Regions from separate parts of the Homo sapiens genome. Here region 1 is linked to region 2. Evidence: read pairs that join two places in POLR2A ChIA-PET (ENCODE). Cell type or tissue: GM12878. All regions are shown on one strand. Region 1 has its middle 8.2 kb from the start of NT5M. Region 2 overlaps RAI1 (retinoic acid induced 1).

What was found. Peaks named below come from ENCODE experiments on the same cell type or tissue, not always from the same donor. Only the 100,000 strongest peaks of a DNase experiment are listed, where the experiment ranks them.
Region 1: POLR2A ChIA-PET joins it to region 2 with 6 read pairs; 3 of 35 experiments call an interaction of 5 or more read pairs at or near these places.

What each region holds. Positions count from the first base shown.
Region 1 is chr17:17,292,691-17,297,690 of GRCh38, reverse strand. No RefSeq gene overlaps it. Among named protein-coding and RNA genes, the nearest start is that of NT5M, 8.2 kb to the left of the region's middle. RefSeq lists an enhancer at 2,231-2,290. In GM12878, no CTCF peak of the experiment used is centred here; no DNase peak of the experiment used is centred here.
Region 2 is chr17:17,689,537-17,694,536 of GRCh38, reverse strand. All of the region lies in intron 1 of RAI1 (retinoic acid induced 1), which reads right to left. Among named protein-coding and RNA genes, the nearest start is that of RAI1, 11 kb to the right of the region's middle. RefSeq lists enhancers at 154-866, 867-1,581. In GM12878, no CTCF peak of the experiment used is centred here; a DNase peak (open chromatin) is centred at 2,456; H3K4me3 peaks cover 3,145 bases; H3K27ac peaks cover 4,986 bases.

The sequences.
Region 1 (5,000 bases), 400 kb after region 2:
AGAAGTATGATCATGCCACTGCCTTCCAGCCTGAGTGACAGAGTGAGACCCTGTTTTTAATAATAATACCAATAATAATAGACTTCAATACCTTCCTTCAATAAGCGGTAGAACAACTAGGCCACAAGGACATAAAAAACACAAATAATACTAAACCAACTAAACATAATAGACATCCACATCTATAGAACAACGCTCCACCGAACAACAGCAGAATACATGTTCTTCTCAAGCACATATGGGACATTTTCCAGGATAGGCCATATGCTAGTCATAAAACCAACCTCTATACATTTTAAAGAACTGAAGTCATACAAAGTAAATAGTCCAACACATTGCTTACACTGGAGAGCAGTAACAGAGGAAACTTTGGGGAATTCACTAATATGTGGAATTTTAATTACATACTCCTAAATAATAATGGGTCAAAGGAGCAGCCACAAGAGAAATAAGAAAATCATTGGGAGAAAAATGTAAATGAAAAAACATCATCCCCATATTTACACAATATAGCCAAAGCAGCACTTAGGAGGAAACTTATAGTTGTAAATGCCTATATTAAATAAGGACCTCAAATTAGTAACCTTTCACTTGAAGAATCTAGAAACAACCAAATCCAAAGCAAGCAAAAGTAAAGAATAACAAAGATTAGAGCAGAAATACAGGCAATAGAGACTAGAAAAATCAAGGAAAGCAGAAGCTGGTTCTTTGAAAAGACCAACACAAATTGATAAACCTTTAGTTAGACTTACTAGGAAACAAAAAGAGAGGACTCAAATTACTAAAATCAGGAATGAAAGAGGAACATCCCTACCCACCTTAGAGAAACAAAGAAAAATATATATATGAAAATATTATGAGCAATTGTATGCCAAAAATTATATAACTTAGATGAAATGAACAAATTACTAGAAAGATACAAACTGCCAAAGCCCATGACTCATATTCACATTTTCTTTTTCTAGTTCAAGAATAAAAAGAAAAAGAAAATATGAATATGCATATAACCATTAAAGAAGATTGAATGAGTAATTTTAAAAAACTTTCCCAAAATAAATGTCTAAGACCAGATGGCTTCACTGGTGAATTGTACCAAATATTTAAGAAGAAATAATAGCAATCCTTCACAACTCTCCCAAAAAATCGAACAGAAGGGAACATGTCTCAACACATCCTGTGAGGCCAATTTACTCTGACACCGAACCAGAGAAAGATATCATAAGAAAAAGAAATCACATAGTAAGAACTCATTTCTAAAAAAAAGATTTTTTTGGCCGAGCTTGGTGGCTCATGCCTGTAATCCCAGCACTTTGGGAGGCGGAGACAGGCAGATCACCTGAGCTCAGGAGTTTAAGAGCAGCCTGGGCAATATGGTGAAACCCCATCTTTACTAAAAAAATACAAATATTAGCCGGGCATGGTGACGGATGCCTGTAGTCCCAGCTACTCCGGGGGCTGAGGCAGGAGAATCGCTTGAACCCGGGAGACGGCGGTTGCAGTGAGCTGAGATCATGCCACTGCACTCCAGCCTGGGCGACAGAGGAGACTCTGTCTTTAAAAAAAAAAAAAAAAAAAAAAAAAAAAAAAAAGCCTGGGCACAGTGTTTCATGCCTTTAATCCCAGCACTTTGGGAGACCGAGGCGGGCGGATCACGAGGTCAGGAGAGCGAGACCATCCTGGCTAACACGGTGAAACCCCGTCTCTACTAAAAATACAAAAACAAAATTAGCCAGGCGTGGTGGTGGGCACCTGTAGTCCCAGCTACTCAGGAGGCTGAGGCAGGAGAATGGCATGAACCCGGCAGGCGGAGCTTGCAGTGAGCCGAGATCCTGCCACTGCACTCCAGCCTGGGTGACAAAGACTCCATCTCAAAAAAAAAAAAAAAAAATTTAATTAGCCAAGTGTGGTGGTGCACACCTGTAGTCCCAGCTACTTGGGAGGCTGAGGTGGGAGAGTCACTTGAACCCAAGAATTAGAGGCTGCAGTGAGCTATTATTGCCCCACTGCACTCCAGCCTGGGTAACAGAGCAAGACCCTGTCTCAAAAACAAACAAACAAACAAAAAAAAAGGTGCAAGCAAGCCAAGTATCCACTGATAGATGAATGGATAAATACAAAGTGGTATATACGTACTATGACCTTGAAAAGGAAGGAAATTCTGGCACATGCCACAACATGGGTGGACCTTGAAGATGTTTTGCTAAGTGAAAGAAGCCAGTTACAAAAGGTCAGGTCTTAAAAGATTCTGTTTATATGAAATGTCCAGAATACAGGCAAATCTATAGAGGCAGAAAGTAGATTAGTAGTTGCCAGGTGTTGTGGGAAGGGTGAAATTGAAACTAATTGCTAAGAGCCTGGGCAACATGGTGAAACCCCATCTGTACAGAAATACAAAAACTAGCCAGGTGTGGTGGTGCACACCTGTGGTCCCAGCTACTTGAGAGGCTGAGGAGGTCGAGGCTGCCATGAGCCATGACTGTATTACTGCACTCCAGCCTGGGCAACAGAGTGAGGCCCCGCCTCAAAGAAAAAAGAGAATGAGGCCGGGCGCGGGGACTCATGCCTGTAGTCCCAGCACTTTGGGAGGCCGAGGCAGGTGGATCACGAGGTCAGGAGATTGAGACCATCCTGGCTAACACGGTGAAACCCCATCTCTACTAAAAATACAAAAAATTAGCCGGGTGTGGTGGTGGGTGCCTGTAGTCCCAGCTGCTCGGGAGGCTGAGGCAGGAGAATGGCATGAACCCGGGAGGCAGAGGTTGCAGTGAGCCAAGATAGTGCCACTGCACTCCAGCCTGCGCAACAGAGTGAGACTCCATCTCAAAAAAAAAAAAAAAAAGAAAAGAAAAAAGAAAAAAGAGAAGGGGAGGGAAGGGGAGGGGAGAGGAGAGCTAATAAGTGTACTGTTTCTTTGGTGGGTGATATAAATGCTCTGGAATTAAATGGTGATGGTTGTGCAACACAGCTTTAACATGGGTGAATTGTGTTACGTGAATTATATATTTAAATTTAAGTAGTATTGTATTATATGGATGTATATAGTATACTCACACTTTAACATAGTGAATTTTGTTATGTGAATAATATATTTAAAATGACTATAAAAGTAGAATAAAAGGAAACACCGTTTTATAATATATAAAACTGCAAAGGGAAATAGGCAAATTCACAATTACTGTCAAATATTTTAATATTCCAGCTGGGTGCGGTAGCTCACACCTGTTATCCCAGCAGGCCTTTGGGAGGCCGAGGTGGGCAGATCACGTGAGGTCAGGAGTTTGAGATCAATCTGGCCAACATGGCAAACCCCATCTCTACTAAAAATACAAAAATTAGCTGGGCATGGTGGCGCATACCTATAATCCCAGCTACTCAGGAGGCTGAGGCAGGAGAATCACTTGAGCCTGGGAGGCAGAGGTTGCTGTGAACCGAGATCATGCCACTGCACTGCCGCCTGGGCAACAGGGCAAGACTCTGTCTCAAAAAAAGAAATTAATATTCCTATCTTAATAATAGAACAAGTAGACAGAAAGCAAGTAAGGATATGGAAGCCTCAAAGAACACTGTTAACCCACTTGACCTAATTGACATTTCTATGACATCCATACAGCAGCAGAATAGACATTATTTTCCCGTGCATATAAAACATTTAAAAAGACAGGCCATACTCTGGGCTGTAAAAATATCCTCAATACATTTTAAAGGATTCAGAGTACACAGAGTATGTTCTTTGATCTCAATAGAATTAAATTAGGCATCAATAACAGAAAGGTCTCTGAAAAATTCCCAAATATTTGTAAACTAAAACATACTTCTAAATAACCCATAGATCAAAGAAGAAATTAAAAGAAACATTAGAAGGTGATTTGACTTGAATTAAAATAGAAATACGGAAAAAAAAAAAGAAATACGGCAGGGTGCGGTGGCTCATGCCTATAACCCAGAACTTTGGGAGGCCGAGGCAGGTGGATCACTTGAGGTCAGGAGTTTGAGACCAGCCTGGACAACATGATGAGACCCCCATCTCTACTAAAAATACAAAACTTAGCTGGGCATGGTGGCACACTCCTGTAATCCCAGCTACTCAGGAGGCTGAGGCATGAGAATCGCTTGAGCCCAGGAGGCAGTGTTTGCAGTGAGCCGAGATGGCGCCACTGCACTCCAGCCTGGGACACAGAGTGAGACTCCATTTCAATAAATTAATAAATTAATAAATTAAATAGAAATACAATGCATCAACATTTTTGGGGTATCATTAAAGTAGTGGCAGTTATTTAAACAGACATTTCACCAAAGAAGATGTACACATGGCCGATATGCACATGAAAAGATGCTCAATATCATTAGTCCAAGGAAATGCAAATTAAAACCGCAGTGTGATACCACTTCACACCTACTAGGAGGATTAAAATGAAAGAGACTGACCATAGAAAATGCTGGCAAAGATGTGGAGGAACTGGAACTCTCACACACAGCTGGTGGGATGAGAAATTAATTGTGCAAACACACTTTAGAACACATTTGGATGGTTTCTTAAAAAGTTGAAACAGGCCAGGTGCGGTGGCACACGCCTGTAATCCTAGCACTTTGGGAGGCCGAGGCAGGCTGATCATGAGGTCAGGAGATTGAGACCATCTTGGCTAACACAGTGAAACCCTGTCTCTACTAAAAGTACAAAAAATTAGCCGGGCATAGTGGTGGACGCCTGTAATCCCAGCTACTCAGGAGGCTGAGGCAGGAGAATGGTGTGAACCCGGGAGGCGGAGCTTGCAATGAGCCGAGATTGCACTACTGCACTCCAGCCTGGGCAACAGAGTGAGATTCCATCTCAAAAAAAAAAAAAAAAAAAAAAAAAAGTTGAAACATATACCTACTGTATGAGCTGGCTATTCCACTCCTGGATGTGTACCCAAGAGGAAAGAAGATATGTTTATATAGAGACTTGTACATAAATATCCTTAGAAGCTTCCTTTGTAAGAGCTAAAAGGTAGAACAACCCA
Region 2 (5,000 bases):
GAGGCGAGCGTGGAGCTGCCCGGGCGTCTGGCCTGACAGCTCCTACCTATGCCTTTCCTCGAGGCCCGGGCCCTCCCAGCCCTCTGAGAGGTGGGCCAGGTTGGGGGCTGCCCTCGCTGGGATCCAGAATGTGACTCACACCCCAGAAAAGATGCCCCTCCCTCCCCACAGGAAGGCCCGTCTTCCTGGCTATGTTCCTCCCCGCACCTCGTGCGTCTCCACCGCGACGAGGAGGGGGCAGTTTGGTTCCTCAGGCCTGATGCCAGCCTCTGCCCACCTACACCCCAGGCATCCGTTATTGGGCAGAGAACCCGTTTCCCCTCAGCACGGCTGCCTCCCCGGTCAAAGACTCCAAAGTGCCCACAGATCTAAGCAGAAGTCGCTGCCCTCCCAGGAGACCCGGCAAGGCTAGCAGCTCCCAGGAGACCCTGAATCCCTTTGATTCTGTGTCCTGCCAGCAATGACGGGACAAGGGTAGGATGAGAGCAGACACTGACTGGGCCAGGACAGGTGACTCTCCTCCTAAGCCAGCGAGTCCTACGTGTGAATGACTGCCCAGATTAGGTGGGCAAACAAGCCCAGATCTGTTAAGGAGTGAAGTGGCAGAGCTGGGACTCGGCCAGGCTGTGACTCCAGATGCCTGTCCACACGTAGTGGCACTCGCTACTTCCCGGCCGCCCAGCCCGGGCTGGTCCAGCCGCCGATCTCTGGCCCAGAGCAATGGCCTGGTCTCCCGTTCCTTCCTCTCCCTTCCCCCTACCACAGGCCTGGCTTCCCTTCTGAGCCGCCAATCTGCAGCCACACAAAGCCCTGTTTGTTTGCTTTCTCTGCTGCTCCCCCTGGATCCGATGTCTTTCTCAGCTACCTGCCGCCTGGCTTCCTCTCCAAGCTGCCTGCCCAGCCAGCTGAAGGGAAGGAGGGGCGGCCATTGCAGCAAGCGCCGCCTCATGGCAACCCCATCACTCCTTGAATCCACCTCCCCAGTGCAAGGGGCTCCTAGCCTGGGTGGCCTGACCTTCGACAATGGCTTTGGAGCCCCCTCGCAGCATCTTAGAATGTAGGGTGCCAGTTGGGTGGAGCAAGAAAGATGCCTGGGGCACGGGGAGGGGAGCTGGAGAGGCCCAGCCAGTCTCCCCTCTCCTTTTGTGATCAAGCTTGTTTTGTTTGTCAATCAGGAAGGCTGCCCCTGCCTTCCCAGCAACCCACTGGCTGCCAGGAGATAAGGAGATGAATGGGACCAGGAGGGCCTGATCAGAGGAGGTGGAGGAATGATGCCCTGGTTTCATGGCCCTCACCCATCCTCACTCTTTCTGGGGACTCCCAGGTATCCCAGGCACTGTGATGAGAGCTTACAGGCTGCACGGGGGCGTCACATGGTGGATGCCCTCAGTGCCCACCCTGGGCAGATGCCTCTGCATGGCAGGCACCCCAGAGTGTGCAGATGTGCGCACCCATGGCAGTGTCGGGAAGCCCTACACAGCCTGAGCGAAAACAGGGCTTTCACAGGCAAAGAAAAATAAATACCCGCATTCCACACCACCTTCTCTACCTGCAGAGTGGAGTCTGCCCTCTCTCCCCTTTCAAATAAAGAAACCCAACACTGATAGGCACAGAGATATTGCAATCTTGCCTGGCTCCCTCTACCTAGGACTCTTTTATTGCACCCTGCCAAGCTGGGTGGCCCAAGGACCTCCTCCTTCCCCTTCCATCCCTTTCTGTGCTGAATTTAACCCTTACAGCAACTCCAGGATAAAGGCATGATTATGCCCACTTGATAGATGAGGAAAGAGGAGGTTCTGAGGGAGAAAACCATGAAAAGAAAAACTGCTTTGGTCAGAAGCCAAGCTCATGGCTGTCTGACTGCAAGCCTTCACTTCCCACAAGGTCACAATATTATTTCATAGCCAGGAATTAGCTCCCGAATGGATGAGTGACTAACATGGGGAAGGGGGTAAGCAGCAGGCAGGGCCTGGCTTTGGAGCCTGCGGATGTGATTTCTAATCCTAGCTCTGCCACTTGGTTGCTGTGTGACCTCAGGCAGATCACTTAACCTCTCTGTGCTTCAGTTTCCTTGATAATGGATATAGGGCAGTTAATAAGACTTAGCGAGGACCACCCAATGCCTGGCACAATAGTAGGCACTCAATGCTGGCTTTTCTCCATCCCTTTCAGCATCCAAAGAGACAGATATTCACATATTAGAGGAACCAGGCCTCTCCCACCAATGCTTTCACTCAGTTGGCCCTCCTGTCAGGAACCCCCCACCTTCCCAACCCCTGTAACCATTTCTGGCCCTCTCAGGCAGAGGCCAAGGGCTGTCAAGTTCAGCTCCCCAGGCTCCTGTCCTGCCTAGGAGACCAGGTCCTCTTTGTTTAATTAGCCAGGGCAGGGGCCCCAGGGGACAGTGTCACCCCAAGGGAACAAAGCCAGCTCCAGCCACATCCTGCTGGAGTCAAGAAGAGAGCCACTCAATTAAGTCTGATTTGGCAAAACGTCTGTTTTAGTGCTATTTCGGGCCACGGTGGGGATTTTCTGTGCTTGTCTCAAAGGTATCATAAACCAGATTACTTCCCGCCTCCCTCACCCCTATCTGTGTTTGAAATGAAAATATTGTTTTTCCTCTGCTCTTTTTTCCTGCTTCTCTTTCCCACCTATCAGAAAGCTGCAAATGAGAGAAAGGGAAAAGGCTTGGCCCCAGGCTGGAAGGTAGCACCTGGGGCTAGGGTGCTCCCACTGCCCACCTGGCCCTGCTGGATCCCCCAGAGAGCAACATGCTGGGGGCTGGAGTTCCCTCAAACAGACTAAAGGGTTTAGTCCTCTCTTTTGCCTTCTCCCCACCTCTGGAAGCCACTTCCTGGGCCCCCCGAGGCCAGGCCTTTTTCTGACTTCTCCCCGGGCACACACCAGGTGCCTGGTAGCCTCCCCACCCACAACACACTCCTGCACTTTCTGCCTCTGAGCCTTTGCCTGGGCTGTGCCCTCAGCTGGAAAGACCTCCCCAAAGGCCCTCCCTTAAAAGAGTAGAAGGGCTCGCATCCCTCTTTCTTCCCGCTACCTTTTCCTTCATAGCTCACATTACAAATAAATCCATATCTAGGCAATCATTTCTGTAACGTCTGCTCACCTACCACGCTCTATGCTTCAAACGGGCAGGGGCTCCATCTGCTTGGCCACTGCTGCTTCCCAAGACAGGGATCTCAACCCTCGGCACATGGACATCAGGGGCCAGCTGGTGTGTGGTTCCGGGGGCTGCCTTGTGCGGTAGGATGTTTAGCAGCATCCATGGCCTTTACCCACTAGATGCCAGCAGCACCTCCCCAGCTGAGACAACCAAAAATGTCTCCTGACATGGCCCAGTGTCCCCTGAGACACAAGATCGCCCCCGAATGAGACCCACTGCTCCACAGCCTGGCACAGAGCCCCCTTGAATGAGTGAATACCCGATGACTTTACCCTTCTAATAGAACATGTGATTTTATTTTACCTCTCATCATGATCATGTAGAAATTTCATTTTCCCTATCAGAACAGAAGCTTCCAGAAGACAGGCCCATATGACCTCAGCTGTGCATCAATGCTGTTTGCCCATAGCTATTTGCTGAAGGAATCACTATCAAAGCACCAGAGAGCACCAGACTGAAAGCCAGCTCTGATTCCCCATCCCTGCCCACCCCAAGCCAGAATGCTGGGTGACTTTGCTACAGGAGTTAAGCTTCTCTGGGTCTCCTGTCTCTCCAGCTGCTGTAACAATTCTTTGTCCACTTGGGCTCTGGGAGGTTTACAACTTCACATCTCTATGAAGCTGTAGCTCCTAAGAAATCTTTCAGGTGGTTTTTACTTTACATTGTCTGAGAATTCTGATTATCACTAATAGGCACAATATTTACTAAGCACACTATTCTGTGCCCAGGACTGGCTAAGTGCTTTAGAGGCCCTATCTCATTTGATCCTCTTAACAAAACTATGAAATAGGTACTATTACTTTCGCCTTTGATGAAGGAGGAAACGGGCTTAGGGAGCTTGAGGAACCTGCCTAAAGACACACAGAGGCAGGCAGTCCTGCTGCCTCCGGCTGGTGAGGAGTCCTCAATCAGGAAACACTTTCTGCTTTCATACTTGAGACTGAAATTCCTTTTTTTTTTTTTTTTGAGACAAGGTCTCGCTCTGTCACCCAGGCTGGAGTACAGTGGTACGATCATCTTGGCTCACTGCCACCTCTGCCTCCCAGGTTCAGGCAATTCTCCTGCCTCAGCCTCCTGAGTAGCTGGGATTACAGGCGCCCACCACCACGCCCAGCTATCTTTTTGTATTTTTAGTAGAGATGGGGTTTCACCATGTTTGGCCAGGCTGGTCTCGAACTCCCGGGCTCAGGTGATCCACTCACCTCGGCCTCCCAAAATGCTGGGATTGCAGGCGTGAGCCACGGTGCCCGGCTAGGAATGAAATTCCTTCTAAAATCAAGCACACCTGGCGCCAGACAAAGGCGGACTTTCCCAGGTCAATAAGGCCTCACAGGACCTCCCCAGCATCAGGCCCCAACAGTCAAGCAGAGAAGCAGCTTTAGATCACTATAGAAGGGTCTGATTCAAGGAGTTGGGGGGCTTTGGCACCCCTTTCTGGATGCCAACCGTCACTGAGAAGCCTGGCCAGGGTGACCTCCTCCAGCACCAAGCTGGTCCATGAGATCCTTCAGGGCAGAAATAAAAGCAACAATGGAGGAAGGGCCATGCTCTGGCACTTTCTATGTACCTGATGCTGGACTTGAACAAACGACCACCCTATGAGGTAGATTCTATCAGTTCCCCCATTTTACAGATGACAGAACCAAGTAAAGGAGATAAATAACTTGGCTAAGTTCGCAAGTGGTAGACCCTGGATCTGAACCCAGGCAAAGTCCAAAATACATATGCATACCCACTATGCTACATTAGAGCTGCATCTCATTCATGGCTGTTTTCTCAGTACCCTGGTGTTCTACACGTGATTTATAAATGAACGAAT